2 separate regions of the Mus musculus genome follow, and region 2 is linked to region 1. The links are chromatin loops, found by intact Hi-C in ENCODE. Cell type or tissue: heart. All regions are shown on one strand. Links, peaks and the distances in the headings refer to the core of each region. The heading gives the core; the rest is flanking DNA. Region 1 holds the start of Rbis (ribosomal biogenesis factor). Region 2 overlaps Lrrcc1 (leucine rich repeat and coiled-coil domain containing 1).

Evidence for each region. A loop is a pair of places that touch in the nucleus more often than their neighbours do. Peaks named below come from ENCODE experiments on the same cell type or tissue, not always from the same donor. Only the 100,000 strongest peaks of a DNase experiment are listed, where the experiment ranks them.
Region 2: a loop joins it to region 1, with 4 times the contacts of the local background. A loop is called at or near these places in 5 of 42 quality-filtered maps.

What each region holds. Positions count from the first base shown.
Region 1 is chr3:14,609,019-14,614,408 of GRCm38, forward strand. It overlaps Rbis (ribosomal biogenesis factor), which reads right to left and starts at 2,238. Exons shown (of 4, transcript NM_001099674.1): 1 at 2,192-2,238; 2 at 523-639. The coding sequence starts at 636. In heart, for the core only: a CTCF peak has its summit at 2,686; a DNase peak (open chromatin) is centred at 2,353; H3K4me3 peaks cover 1,892 bases; H3K27ac peaks cover 1,213 bases.
Region 2 is chr3:14,535,815-14,541,204 of GRCm38, forward strand. Lrrcc1 (leucine rich repeat and coiled-coil domain containing 1) reads left to right here. Exons shown (of 19, transcript NM_001163579.1): 2 at 185-390; 3 at 660-725; 4 at 1,396-1,563; 5 at 3,815-3,990; 6 at 4,097-4,300. Among named protein-coding and RNA genes, the nearest start is that of Lrrcc1, 4.7 kb to the left of the region's middle. In heart, for the core only: no CTCF peak of the experiment used is centred there; no DNase peak of the experiment used is centred there.

The DNA.
Region 1 (5,390 bases), core at 1-5,000:
GTGCATAAAGGGTGCCACAGAGGCCAGGCAAGGATATCAGATCCCTAAAACTGGAGTTACAGTCAGTTGGGAGACATGGTCCTCTGCCAAGGCAATAAATGTTCTTAACGCTAGGCCATCGCTCAAGCACCTATTTTGAAGAATAAAAAATTGTACTTCAGCCAAATTTTTCATTTTATAGACTTTTAAATTCCAGTCTACTAGCTACCAAGCTGCTGGCTTACATAGTATACCTCTGCAAGTGGAATCTTGAATATATGCCAAGTGAACTAGTAAGAACTATCCTTCATACTGTCTAAACAGTGATTTCTATAATCTCATACAGCCTAGTAGCCTATTGTGTAGCACCTCGTATATGTGCAATCCTCTTAAATTTGTATTTTAAAAGGAACAGTATTTACCTTAATATTTTTAAAAAGTCTTGTCTAGTAAGAAGGCTATGAACTTCTGGTTTAAAAAACAAAATCCCACTGTTAGTTTACATTTTGCTTATAATCAATGCCAGAATACTTAAATACTCACCTTCTTAAGATTAGTAGTAACTGGTTTTGCCTTGTTTTTAGCCTTGAAAGTTTTGTGGCTAGCTATATGAAATACATTCCTGGACTTCTGCCCTTTTAATTTGTTCTTGGCCATTGTCTAGAAAAGAGAGTAGGGTTCAGTTAAACTGCTTATATTTTGAACCACAAATCAATGTAAAATTTTAAGGTATCTTAGTTCTGATTATTTTAAAAGTTGTTACATAAATCCTGTTTTTCATTCCCAGACATTTGCCAGGTTTTGAGGTAGGAGGCACACACATCTCAGTCCTTGCTGCATCCCTAGCACCAGGTCTGAGACACCTAGTTAAGGGCTCTTGGTTAAACTTGGTATTGTCAACACACACAACCGACCCTTTGTGGTAAATACCATTATCCCCATCTTACAGATTTAAAAAGTGATGCAAAGGTTTAAAGCCATACAAGTTAGACTAGCGGTCACTATGATATACTGCTTTTCTCATGAACATTTCTACATTCCTGCTACATTTCCTGCTTTTGTTTGATCATAAGCAAACTCATGCCAGGCACCTGTGGTAGGTATTTACTGAAGTTCATTATCTTCACTTGCACTATATGCTTTTGGCTGCTTTTCTGCTGCAACTCTGGCCCACAAAGACTGTTTTGTTTATCTTTCTCTTTACTGAAAGTTTCCCAAAGTTTTGCACAAGTCAACTGCACCCAGTGGTAATTTTTATAAAGTATGAAATGATAAACTGCCCAGAAATTAAAGTCATCAATGGTTGCCCTGACATACACTGGGCAATATGTCTTGGTCTATTCATCCTTGGTACTACTGGCTCTGGCCTAAAATCTGTCATATCTTCCCTTTCCATTTTGCTCTAACTTTCTATCTTGGCTAAAACTTCCACCAATACAGCCTCAATATACATACACAGGGAATATGCATATACAGTGAATGTGCCTGGCATGTTTTTGTTTTTTAATCAAACAATATGGATGCACAATGTGCATATATGTTCCCATATATACAACATATAATGAATGTATTGTGCAAATACATATATACATATGTATTTACATACATACATAACATACATACACACATAACACACTCTTGAACCCTAACAGTACTTCTGCTCAAAAATATTACAGTAGAAAATGCATGCGTACAGGAGTAAAAATAAGTAAAAAGTCATTCAACCTGTTATCTAACCTCCTCCATCCCATCTACCCTCTCATCTATTACTTACTAATTATTTACTAAGTCTGAAGTAATAAAGAATGGGTACGTATATATACACAACCAGATACTTTACATGCACAAATATTAACATCAACATTAAGCAAACAAAGGATAGTGTTGCAGACTCAAATGACGAGCGATGCTTACTAAGATGGAAACACAGAAAGATTCGAGAAGATCTGCAGCCTAACTAAAACCTAGATTTTGGAAAAGTGCTATTTTAAAGTTGTGATGAAGACACTGTTAAAATACCCTGCTAAGGGGTGGCCGCAAGGTTTCGGGCCTGGGCACCCCGGGAGTTCGATCGCCCACGAGGAATCGATAGAGGACTAGAAGTTGGCAGAACAGAGCCCTCGGAGCCGCCGCAGCCAGCATTCCCACCACGCCCTGCCTGAGCCCCAAACATTTCACCCCAGCGCTCCGAAAAACCCCATTAGCTTCTCACCAAAGTTCACGCGGCTGCTCAGGTTCACAGTGACGCCATCCACAAGCTCAGGACACAGGAAGTTCCGGGAAGACGAGCCAGTCAATTGAGAGCTTTCCAGCCGTAACCCCACCCACCGAACCGGCTTCCCCGAGCGGGCCACGCCCTCAGCTCCCTCTGGTGCCTCTTAGCCCGGCCCTTCACAGTAGCCTGGGCGGGGCCTGGCGTGTCCGCCGTGACCCCGCCCACTCGGAAGGAGCCGCCTTCGAAGGGGAGGAGGAGTCGACTCAGTGGAGCTTCGCCTACTAGCATGCCATGGACGTTTTTCATAGGTTTAAGCTGGTACTTGAGAAGAAGCCTCCCACCGGTGAGGTTCCACGCATCGCCTCGCTAGGACCCCGCGCCTTTGACCCGGTGGTCGTCACCCACGAAAGGCGAAAAACATTCTCGCCAGAGAAGTCTGTCCTTCCGGTCTCAGATGCTTGGTGTCACCAATCGAAGCCGCGGGCCCTGCAGTGTCCGAGAGGTGGCGCCACGACCGAGGGCGGCGTCCATACAAGAAGAAAAAGTTCGCATCCTTTTCAAGTTACTTACTTGTTCAAAAAAGAAAATTTCCTACAGCACAGCAGATGTACAAGAAATCATTCAAAATTATATATATATATTTATATCCAATTTGTATTCAAAATGCCTGTGAAGTTCTAAAAACATAAGTACCTGTGAAGCTCATATCACAGGTAATGATGCCCTTGAATTAGATCCCCTTGCCCCAAGAAAGGCAAAACAATAAAAGTCTACCTTGTGTGAGAGTAAGAGTGATGCCACAAGTAACCAAACTTATAGAAAAACATTAAACTATTTTGCAAAACTAGAGTTATGAATTCTGAAGCAAATGAGAGGGGCATAAGTATGTTCCTTAAATGTGAAGTTATTGACATGTTTGTACAAGGCAAAGCAACATATGTAAAAGAATACCATCGTGGTTGTAAAATCTGTGGAGTGTAGCTTTTAGTTTGAAATGGTGACATAAGGCTACATATACCAAGGAAAAACATAGTTGTACAGGTAAAAGCAGAGGAATTATACAAGGCAAGGAGACATCCGTTTCTGTGTTATTGTCAGCTAACAAGGCAAACTAGAAAGGTTAATGTATTTCCCTCTGCCTCCTATATAGAAGGCTATTGCCAGATTCAGACATTGATTATTTTCTCAGCATCCTTTCTGGGTAACCCCTTTTATCACATTAAGTGGTCCTTGTTGGACCTGGTAAGACTGGGCTTCCCTACAGGGGCTAGGGAGAATGCTGCTGCTTAGGCTTAGTGGGGGCTCAACAGAACACTGGGAAACTGGGACTTCAAGCGACCATCCCATCCAGCAACTGGGAGAACATAAAGGCACCACGATGGGAAAACAACTGGACCTTTGAAATATGGCCTGGCAGTACTACTGGCTTAAGTATTGTAACCAGAAAACCCACAATGTCTTATGATTGCCTGGGTTCAGTTGTAGCTGGAAGAACAATGCTCAACTATCAGAGATAAAAGATCAGGCATACCTTGAACTTTTTTTTAATCCTATGTACTTGAAGGGATTTTGAGTCTATTATTACAAAAAATTGTGAGAATTAGTGAAATCTAAACCAGAATAGGATGTTATGGTAATAAAGATAAGGAACATGCTAACTCAAAATGCCATTTTATTCTGTGACCAAATGATCTATTAAGTATAGGAAAAAAACGATTGGTGACTTTTGAAAATCTTTAAAAATATTTACAAAGATCATATTACCAGAGTTCATTGTTAACCCAGGCTGGCTCAAACTTTCAGGATTACTGACTTGGCCTCCCCAGTTGCTGGGATTATAAACACACACCACCTCACCTGGCTGTCCTGTAATTTTTCTAGCAGCCTTGAAGGTGGCTAAAATCATATATACCATATGTATCTATTTTAGTTATTTGTCTCATTGCTTCAACAAAATACCTGAGAAATGTAGTTCAAGGAAGGAATACTTGTCTTGCAGTCCAGTATGGTGGAAGCAATCAGGCCGGAGCTGGAAGCATGCACAGTCAGGATGCAGAGAGAGATAAGTGCAGCCACTCAGTTCCTTTCTCCTTTTTTATGTAGTTTGCAAGTCAAACCAGGGAATGGAATTTTCCATATTCACAGTGGGCCTTCACGCTCAAATAATCTAATCTAAGACAGCCTTCACAGACATGCCTAGAGGTTCATTTTCATGGTGACTCTAAATCTTATCAAGTCAGCAAGACTGACTATCACATCTTTCAAAAACCTCAGTTCTGCTGAGACTCACTAATGCTTCATTCATATAGGCCCATTCTGAAGCAACGATCTTGGAAGTAATTCAAGGGTTAAATAAAGAGTAAGGCAAAAGAGACCACACATAATTAAAACCCCCTATCACCAAAGTCATGGTGGTCTAAGGAGCAAACCCAACCTTGTGCTGATGATACTCTAAAATCAGCCCATTAATCTACTTCTCCTGACTGGTTTCAGTCTCCTAAAATAATCAGAACACCCCATGCCTTAGTTAGGGTTTCCATTGCTGTGAAGAGACACCATGACCATGGCAAATCTTATAAAGGATATTTAATTGGGGTTATCTTACAGGTTCAGAGTTCAGTCCATTATCATCATGGCAGAAGCATGGCAGCTTAGAGGAGCTAAGAGTTCTTCACTTTCATCCAAAGGAAGCCAGGAGCAGACTGTCTCTTCTGAACTAGGGTGGAGCTTCAAAGCCCACCCCCACAGTGATACACTTCCTCCAACAAGGCCACACCTTCTCCAACAAGGCCATACCTCCTAATAGTGCCAATCCCTGGGCAAGCATATTTAAGCCACCATACCCAGGAACCTAAATGGAAGGTAAGACACATGTATTCTCTTCAAGAGGTCACCATAACCTTGATTATGGGTGTGCAAGAATAATGATGCTTAGCAATATACATAAAGACTATAATAAATGCACAAAAGTATGCCACTTATGAAAGAAATAATTCTAGATTCTAGAAACCTATTCGTTGGGGCCCAGAAGTTGCCCCCAAAACCACATGAACACTGATCTCAATAAGACAGAGATTGAGCAATCATCCCAGAACTGATTGATTAGGGCTACAGACCACACTTGAGAACTGACTGTGACCCCTGCTCAGAACATTACAGAAATTTAAAGCATGCAACTCACAAACATCTGTGCCAA
Region 2 (5,390 bases), core at 273-5,272, 73 kb before region 1:
GGTCTTGATTATGAAAACAATCCAACCAAAAAGGTCACAAGTTGGGTAGGAAAGAAAGGGGGCCTAGGATAGATTGTTTTTTTTCTAAAGTGAGTAGAGCAAATATTCATTATAGTCATTGTACTTAATTGCAACTGTTTGGTTATGCCTTTTAAATATGTTTTTACAACATTTTCTTTTATAGTATATCAGAGTTATCTTTAGATTCATCCATTCATGCCATCAATTTGCATTGTAATAACATCTCCAAGATCTCATCCATTGACCACATTTGGAACCTACGACATTTAGATCTGTCATCTAATCAAATAAGTCAAATTGAAGGCCTGAACACACTGACAAAGCTATGCACTTTAAATTTGTCCTGCAATTTGATCACAAGAGTGGAAGGTTTGTAAACAATTACATGTGTTATTTTATTAGAAAAAAAAATGAAATATAAAATTATGTATTTTCTTTCAATGAGTTGAATTAAAAGAATCATAAACTTTTGAAAATTGACGGTAAAACTACCTATGTAATTTTTTCCCATAAAACTGTCTGTTTAAATAGTTAAATAACTCCAAAAATGGCCGTTGATTTCACTATCAATGTGAAACAAGGCTGTTTCTTTCTTTAAACCTTATAAAGGCTATGTTACTTTCCCCCCTCCTTTTTAGGACTTGAAGCACTGGTTAATCTGACTAAACTGAACTTGTCTTATAATCACATAAATGATCTTAGTGGTAAGTCGACTTGTTTATATTTCTATAATGCTGAAAGTTTGCAGGCTATGAGGACTTAGCCCATTGTTGGAAAACTGCAAAGAATAATGATGTTTTGACCAAGTGTTTTATCTAAGTGATGTACTTCTATTAAAACTTTTGTTGCTGCCAAAATATTACCTGAGTAAAACACAGAAATGAAGACGAGTATGATCAGTAGCAAAAAAAAAAAAAAAAAGCTACAGTGAGGAAAACCTACTTTAGGGGGGTCCTGCTTAATCTTCAAAGATTACGCACTCTGCTCACATAGAAAGGGGCAGCTCCAGTAGAATGGCAGATGTGATGGAAACTTTGGTGCCCTCTCACATGTGGCTACCAGTAGCCAGATGTGACTGTTGACTTGAGATTTGACAGTGGTACTGGATATTTAATTAAATATTAATTTCAATATAAAAGCAACTAGTGACTACTACATTACACAATATTGAGATGAATGATCCCAGGGACTTGGATCTTAAAAGTAAAATTGGTTTTTCATATGTTCTACATGTCTAAGAAGATTTTGAAATTATTATGTTTTTTTATTAAGTGATTTACAATTTTTAGAATTACTTGTTAGAAGTAACAGAATTTCACTAATTATCCTCATATGCTGTTTCTTTGCCTTAAAACATTTCTTTTCCTGTTGCAGGGTTGATGCCCCTTCATGGACTAAAGTATAAACTTAGATATATTGACCTCCATAGTAATTATATAGATAGCATCCATCACTTACTTCAGTGTACAGTAGGATTGCACTTCCTAACCAATCTTATTTTAGAGAAAGATGGAGAAGGTAATCCTATCTGCCTTATACCAGGTATGAAATGGTTAACTAAATACATTTCTAATACATAAATGTGAAAGCATTTATTTCCTGAAGTTATGACCCCTTCATTTTCCTCTTAAGAGTTCCATATATATTATATAAATATGTCTCTGTGTGTGTGTGTTTAAGAAAACATGATTAGAAAGAATTTATTGGACAGAAACTGAATTGCTTCTGTTTGTAAAGTATGTAGGATTCCCTCCCACTTAATTCCTTCCTTCCTTCCTTCCTTCCTCCCTCCCTTCCTTGCTTCCTTCCCTTTTTCCCTGAGACAGTATCTCTTACAGCCTAGGCTGGCTTCGATTTAATGTGTAGTACAGGATAAGCATGAACCTCCCTCCTCTCTTGAGTGCTGGAATCATAGCCATGCACCTCTGCCCAGTTAAGTGGTCCTGTGACTTGAACCCAAGGCACCATGGGAATTGAATCCAAGGCACCATGGGAATTGAACCTAGATATTATGCACCGAGGCAAACACTCTACTAAGTGAGCTGCATCCCCAGCAGGGTAAATAGTTTGGTGGTGTTATTTAGATAATTTATATATTTGATGGTGAATATTTCAATTTTTTCTGACTATGGTTTTGTCTTAGTTGTGGCTTTACTGCTGTGAAGAGACACCATGACCATGGCAACATTTCCTTACTTTCCTTTCTCTTAATATATCCGAGGATAAAGGAAATACCTTTAATTGGGACTGGCTTACAGTTCAGAGGTTTAGTCCGTTATACTCAGGCAGAAAGAATGGTGACATGCAGGTAGACATGGTGCTGGAGAAGTAGCTGAGAGTTCTACCTCTGGATCCATAGGCAGCAGGGGGAGAATGTGAGCCACACAGGGTAGAGCTTAAGCATATGAAACCTCAAAACCCAGCTCCTAGTGATGCACTTCTTCCAACAAAACCATATCTACCCAAGAAGACCACACCTCTTAATAATGCTAAGCCCTATGAACCTATGGTCCTTAGTTGTTTTTATTCAAACCATCACAGTTATATTTATTGTAATATTATGTCACCATGAAAAAAGAAAGTAGAGTATTTATATCCACTGATGGTCCTTTACCCCCAGCTACTAAGAGAAACAAAAGCAAGTATTATTTAACACCACCCTTTATATTACATACGTATTTAAATATAGCATACCTATATATTAATATATATGACAGCTAGGAGATTGCACAGGAACTCCCGATAACAGGACTTAAAAGCAGGAATGTATTGGTGAAGCTCTATTTTGTAGCTTTTGAGTTTTATGCCATGTGAATTCATTGTATCATTAATAAACGTGTCTTTTGAAAGGTTAAACTTACAGGTTAACTTTCCAGCAGCCATATGGTGGCTCATAACTATACATAACTGCAGGTGATCTAATGCCCCCTTTTTACTTTATAGTCACCAAGCATACATGTGGCACATACATATAGAAGCAACACCCAAATGCGTAAAATAAATCTTAAAGTTCTAGCCCTAATTGCGCTCTGTCTTTTGGGGTCTTCCCAATCACTTAATCGATCCTCTTGAGGAAGAGTTAGTAACGAAGTTGCCTGAGTGTTAGTGAGATGGTGGAGCTTGCCACCAAGCCTGATGACCAGAGCTCGGTTCCTGGGATCCCCGTGGCGAAAGAAGAGAAATGACTCCCACAAGTTGTCCCATGATCTACACACACCAAAGAAAGGAAGGGATTGATTGAGAGGTTAAAGAGATGGTGTGATCGTTAAGAGCACTGACTGCTTGCTCTTTCAGAGAATCTGGGTCATTGGTTGCGTACAAATGCAATGTTAATTGGACAGATTTCTCGTTTAATTGTTAAGAAAAGTGGATATATTTTTTTTTCAGTACATGATCCTGATATTAGTGAAGTGCAATTAAGAAGAAAAGTGAGATACTTCCTTAATGGCTCACCATGAGGAATTCTACCACTCTTAATTACAATTTTGATTCATCTTATGATGAGCATATTAAACTAAGCAAAAGCCCTGTTTATCTTCTTTCTCAGCGTAGAATGTGTGTATCACGTTGAGGTGATCTTTCACACCATACGGTTCAGGGATCTGACGGTCAGGAATGGTGCTTGGGATGAGGCAGGACCGCGCTGCCTCTTCTGTATTTACAGACTGCATGTTGAAGTTGTTGAGTTCATAATGTTTATTCCTGTTCAGGCAAGATACCTAGTAGCTTGGTTGGCTTTAGACATAATCTCTTAAAGTATTTATGCTTTGATTTTGAATTCTTTGTTTCCAAGGGTACCGAGCAATCATTCTCCAGACTTTACCACAACTGAGAATCTTAGATTGCAAGAATATATTTGGAGAGCCAGTAAGCTTGGAAGAAATAAACTCATCCCATCTACAGTGCTTAGAAGGACTTTTGGATAACTTAGTTTCTTCTGATTCCCCCCTGAATATAAGTGAAGATGAGGTAAAGTATTGATGGTTTTTCTAAGAGAAATGATAGGTTAATGTGTCAGGAGTTAATGTGTCAGAACAAGAACTTTAAAGACCTTTGGTTTGTTTCTCTGTCGTAGGTCAATGATGATGTGTCAGCACCACCAATGGATGTGTTGCCTTCTTTGAAGGAATTTAAAAGTACACCAGAAGACAATGTTTTAGCCTCACTTTTATCTGTGTGTCCATCTTCTGAACCAGAAAAAATTAATCAGGAAAACGACTTTCAGAATGAGGTGAAACTTCAGAAATTAGATGACCAAATCCTACAGCTTCTCAATGAAGTAATTTATCTTTATTTTATTGAAGAAAAAATAGCTAAGAAAGTATAAAGTAGAAATTGTACATAAGTTGACCAACCAGAATCATCAGATTGATTGTATCTGTATGTTTTCTTTACAGAAGTAGAATTATATACAGTAACAGTGGCAGAAAACAATGGGAGATGTTTTTCACTCATTTTCTTTGTTGCCTGCCTTCATGAGTGTCAGTACCTGTATTGCCAATAGTATTTTCTTATTTTGTGTATGTGATATCAGTTCATAGACACTTGACTAGTTTTACTCTGGAAGCTGAATGGTACTTCTATAATACTACTACTATTGAGCTTTTTAATGGGATGTGGTTTTGAATTCTCTTGGCTGTATACCCACATGTGCAGTTGCTTGTCCCTAGCTTGTGTTTTGGGGAACTGCTAGATTTTTCAGAGTTGCTGCAACATTCTCTGTCCCTAATGACAATTCATGAGGATTCTAGTTTTTTCTTCCTTAGTTGCTTTAGTTTTTTAAGATGAGGCTTTACTGTATAACACAGATGACCTTGACGTCTTGCCTCTGCTTCTGGGATTCTGGGATTACAGTCATATACCACCATACTTGACTCTGATTTGTCTTTTTCATAATAAACCTTCCTAGTGAAGACTTGGAATATATCTTGAAAGCTGAATTGTTAAATAGGAGGACTCTTAGATGCTGTTAGGATTTTTTTTTTTGATTCTTTGTTTGTTTCTTGGTTGGATATTTTATTTATTTATAATTCAAATGTTATCCCCTTTCTGGTTTCCCCCTCCAGAAACCCCCTATCCCATCCTCCCTCTCCCTGCTTCTATGAGGGTGCTCCCCCACACACCCACTCCTGCTACCCCAGCCTGCCATTCACCTAAACTGGGTTATCGAGCCTTCCCAGGACCAAGAGCCTCTACTACCATTGATGTCCAACAAGGTCATCCTCTGCTACATATGCGGCAGGAGCCATGGGTCCCTCCACTTTGGTTGGTGGTTCAGTCCCTGAGAACTCTAGGAGGTCTGGTTGGCTGATATTATTGTTCCTCCTATGGGTTGTAAACCCGTTCAGCTCCTTCAGTCCTTTCTCTAA